2 separate regions of the Homo sapiens genome follow, and region 2 is linked to region 1. The links are chromatin loops, found by intact Hi-C in ENCODE. Cell type or tissue: heart left ventricle. All regions are shown on one strand.

What was found. A loop is a pair of places that touch in the nucleus more often than their neighbours do. Peaks named below come from ENCODE experiments on the same cell type or tissue, not always from the same donor. Only the 100,000 strongest peaks of a DNase experiment are listed, where the experiment ranks them.
Region 2: it touches region 1 in a loop (2.1-fold over the local background); 22 of 110 quality-filtered maps call a loop at or near these places.

The regions. Positions count from the first base shown.
Region 1 is chr5:172,001,298-172,003,797 of GRCh38, forward strand. The region is part of intron 1 of FBXW11 (F-box and WD repeat domain containing 11); the gene reads right to left. Among named protein-coding and RNA genes, the nearest start is that of FBXW11, 4.1 kb to the right of the region's middle. In heart left ventricle, a CTCF peak has its summit at 1,233; no DNase peak of the experiment used is centred here; H3K4me3 peaks cover 267 bases; H3K27ac peaks cover 881 bases.
Region 2 is chr5:171,953,514-171,956,013 of GRCh38, forward strand. The region is part of intron 2 of FBXW11 (F-box and WD repeat domain containing 11); the gene reads right to left. Among named protein-coding and RNA genes, the nearest start is that of FBXW11, 52 kb to the right of the region's middle. In heart left ventricle, no CTCF peak of the experiment used is centred here; no DNase peak of the experiment used is centred here; H3K27ac peaks cover 739 bases.

The DNA.
Region 1 (2,500 bases):
ATAATATAATAGGATGATATGATAAGTCCCATAAAAATTTGGAACTGATTATTGTGAGAATTAGTAATGTGGGTGAAAATGTTTAGAAAAGAGGATAGTTAAGACACAGGCAAAAGGCAATAATGTCTGAAAATGATCACCAGGAAAATTCAACCCAACATTTCCTGAAAGCCTACCACAAAGAAGACACCGTGTGTATGAAGGAACTGTGTGTCACTGGAAGATAATTAAGGTCCCAGCCCTTCCCATGAGGAGTTTATCATTCAACAGAGGACACAAACAGGTAACTATATTACAAGCCTGAAATATGTTAAGTGCTACAGGATAAATACAAAGTGCCAGAATTCATTCATTTCATTTGAGTGTCATATAGGCAGTGCTATACAGACACAAAAACCAGACAGTCTCTGCTACCATAATATAAACTGACATCAAAAGAGGTGGCACCTATTGTGTTTTATGGGTGGATAGGACTTCATTAGCATAAATGAAAGAGAAGATTGCTGAGATATAACCTAAGCCAATTTGGCCAGAGAACCACCTATTAGATCCTTTTGATAAATATCAGTAGCCTTCAATAAATGGGCTTAGGTCCATTCCTATCAGTGCTGACAAAGGAAACGTGTGAGCAGAATCTGGAGGACCATGGTCCTCCATGTGCTAGAATATACAGTAAGCAAGGAAAGTAGGCAGAAAAGCCATAAGGGAGAATGGAATACAAAGGAAGACTGGAATTGGAATCACTAGGACTTAAAATGCTTTGTTTTCTATGAAGAACAAATATCACAAGGTAGAACCCAGGATCCCACAGATCTTACAGGGCAGATAATTTTGTTTCTAGAATTCACAGGCTCAAACAACACTAGTAAGAGGCATATATGTGCTGTTGTGAATCTATGTAATGGCTGAGTGATTCTCCTGGGCTAGCTCCCTATTTGCAGGAGACAGACTATAGCAGTCAAGAGCCCAGAATGCCAAGACTTGTGTGCAGGAACATGTTTATCCATGTCAAATCTGAAAGGATATCTAACCTACTGCAAAATCAGGGGCAAAAATTGATATATTTGAGCCAATGCCTCTTTAGGCAGGTCAGTGAGGTCCATATATTTTATATAAATGTGTGTGTGTGTGTGTGTGTGTGTGTGTGTGGTTTATTCATTTGGACCCTATTGAAACCTGTGTCCACTGAGTCTGCATTCAGTAAGTTAGCACCCCTAGTGGTGTGCTACATGAGGAGAAAGGTGGTGACAAAGTAATATCCAATTTCTTGATGAAGTCACTAAACAACCCCACTCACCCCGAGAAAGTCAATGACAGGAAGAAAAAAAAAAGATCCAAAAAGAAAAAAAGACAACATTTCCAGTAACTTCATTTATTCGTTTCTTTCTTTTTTCTTTTCTTTTTTTTTTTTTTTTTTTTTGAGAGTGTCTTGCTCTGTTACCCAGGCTGGAGTGCAGTGGCACAATCACAGGTCACTGCAACCTCAAACTCCTGGGCTCAAGCAATCCTCCCCACCTCAGGCTCCTGAGTAGCAGGGACTATAGGAGTGAACCACTATGCCTGGCTAATTTTTTTATTTTTTGTAGAGACAGGGTTTTGTTATGTTGCCTAGGCTGGTCTCTAACTCCTGGGCTCAAGCAATCCTCCCACCTCCTAAAGTGCTGGGATTACAGGCTAGAGCCACCGCACCTGCCCACACCTTCTTAATAAGGATCAGTGTATTTTAACCTACATTACTTCATTGAACAAGTAATACAGCCACTTAAGAGATAAGACAGAAGGGAAATGACTCACTTAAGGTCACTTAGCAAAAAGGGAAGTCATTTAACAATTAATTATAAACCATCCATTAATTGTGTAAAGGGAAGAGGGGATTCACTCACACCCGTGGAGGAGGCAGGATCGCCTTTCCTAAAGTGATAGCATCAATTTCTGCTGGCTTCTTACAGGGTAATCTAATCATCTTTCTCTTCCAATCAGAAGCTCTTGTGAGTGCTTTCTAGTGATGAGTGCCTGAAAATCAAGTCATATTCCTAACTCAAAGGTTAATAAATACCACGTGATACATATTGTACAGTTCTCATTCTTCCCAATGAAGTCCATTGAACATAGCCGGATAAACTTTACATATTTCCAAAATGAATTACTAGTTTTCTGCCTCATTCATAAGGCGAATTTTACCAAACTCAGAAGTTTGGAAAAATAGGCCCACTAACAGGTATAGCCCTGGGCCAATATAAGGCCCTAAAAGTCATCTGGCGGTTAAATTATTTACCATTAGTAACTGTAAATTCAGGGTCTAAATTAAGAGCTTATAGACTTTACTAATATTCAAAGCTGAATCCTATAGAGTGGGTCAGGAGGAGAAGCAACCTGGGTGGACCCAGGCCTCAGGCAGCGGTAGGAGTCAAAGTGGGGGTTATATTTTAGAAATTTAACTATTCTGCTATCACCAGCTTTATTTCCTAATATACTTATCAAAAATGCAAGGAAAAACAGA
Region 2 (2,500 bases), 48 kb before region 1:
CATATGCATGGTCTTTTAGCTAATCCTTACCTAGCCCTGGAATCTAAGACTGAAATTCCTTCTTACATGGAGAACCAGGAGCAAGTAAATTTAAAAAATGGATTTCATACCCCCCAAGAGTAAGAATCAGTAAGAGGTGGCAATTATCTTTCTCTACCTCATAAAAACCCTTTATGATTTTTAAAGATGAGGAAACAGGGGTTCGGGAAAATAAAGTAACTTGCCCAGTATCACAAAGTCATTAAGTAGTAGGAACAGGACTAGAATAGAGGTTTGTCTGCACCAAAGCCAGGGTTCTTTCTACCAAGCTATCTCCCTCCTCTAAAAAATATTCTCTTATATCAAAAGCTATGATAAGTTCTGTGGCATTCTCAGACCACTGTGGCTCACTACACCTATTAAAAGTAAAAAAAGAAACAAGAAAGGCAGCTGTCAAGAAGTTGTGCTACTTACTGCCCAGCACTATATGCACTAGAGCTTGGAAGGAGGCACTCAAACTCAATTCACGTGATCCTCACTGTCATTCCAAGCAATCAGTCCTACCCCAGCAAAAGGCTTATCACTAACACTCTCCCCCAGCTGAGGCTGCAAATGACATTCCCAAGACAACTTGCCAGTCTATTACATCATGCTGCTGTGTTGGCTTTAAATTTTTAACTCCAAAAATTAAGGGGAATTTGTTTCAACCTAAAAATGGCAGTTGCAAGTTAAAATGGCAGTTGTCACTACAGACTGGTGACTAGAGCACTGGCTTTGCAGTCATCCAGATTATGTTCCTAACCCAGTTCTGCCACTTAAATAAATGTGTAACCTTAGGCAGGTCAATTCACCTCTATAATTTCATATACAAAAATGGCAAGGTAGATAACTTTTCCATAAAAGATCAAATGAGATAATCCAATTCCTAGAGTCCAACACATAGAAAGAACGTGGAAAATAAATGATACATACTATTATTAACATTGGTATGATTCTCATGCCACAGGAATCTGGGCAAATCAATAATCCACATGGTCTGAATTCCTGATTATTTGCTATAACAATCAACTGGTTGAATCAGGACATCTGAGGCAAATGAAACACTGACTCAGTTCAGCTTGGTTGAGAGATAACCAATAGAGGCCCTGGCACATACCAATTGCTCAGTAAATATTTATGGAATTAAGTTTGCAGAAAGTCCACTCAGGAACCTCACTAGCTGTAAGATTCAGGAGGGCTCATTTTGGCAAAAAGAATGGCAACTTTTTTTTTCTACAGAATTTGGCAGGTTTTTCTTTTCTTATTTTCAAATAATATTAATAACTAAACAAACCATATACCAGGTGTCAATAGTGAGGTTTCTACAAATAAAACCAACATGGAAAACTACAAAAGCAGCATTCCAGAGTAGAGGAAAGAAAACCAGTTTGGGAATCAGGCAAGTGTGTGATTCATATGCCAGTAACTTTACAGTTATGTAAACATTATCTTGGGCCAAATAGTCACGTCAGACTCAGTTTCCATATCAGAAAATTGGAGATAAGAACACCTACTTCACAGGGTTGTCATAAAGCTAATATATGTGAAGCACCATGTAACAGTTGGTAATGAGTGATTTTTAAGTCTCTGATACCTGTTTTCCCTTCTAGACGATGGTAGAAACTTCCGGAATGGGTAAATTATGCCTAAGGGCAACTACTATCTTCCCTCCGGCTTTTTCGAAAGGTAAACTAAAATTCAGCCATATAGACAGGTCAATGGGCTCAAGTTGCAATTATCAGTGGGTCCACTCTGACAATTTTAAGGGGGACTCTTTCATGGAACTTCAGAGACCAGGAAAGAACCAGGCTCTGTTCTCTCCAGGTAGCCTAACTATTCCTTCCCTTCTCAGGCCTGCTCTAATATGAGGTTGCTAAAAGGTGTGCAAAGGAAGAGTCATCTTTGCAATAAACCAAAGATGCAGCATATAAGCAACAGGCCTTCTTTGAGAGCCCAAACCCAAATTAAGGCACGAAATTTTAGCACTGTTTGGAGACTGGAGGTAAAGGGGAGAAATGTTGGCATTAAAATAATACTTAAATGAGTACAGAGGAAGGAAGTCTTCCAGGCTCATTAATATTAATACATGTTTACTTTCCATTCACATGTGGGACAAAACAGAGTAATGATTTGCTAATGCCAATGAGCTGAGTACTTAGTTCATTTTACTATGCTGCATACCCTCAATTATATACTAGCAAAAATTAAACCTAAGTAAACAGAATACTCTACACGTCTCTAAAGACAATATTGCTCCACTCACTGAAATAAGACCCAATCAAGGCAAAAAAAAAAAAATCTTTTTTTCCTTCTTAAGTGAATTTCACTAAGAAAGATGAGTCAAGGAACTTTTAACAAATTTGGATTTCCATTTTCAACAAGGTAGGAACCCGTGTACCTCCTCCCACTCACCCCACCTCCAGAGAACTCACAATACTGTTACTAAAATATATTGAATGATGCCTTCCATTGGCCAATTACT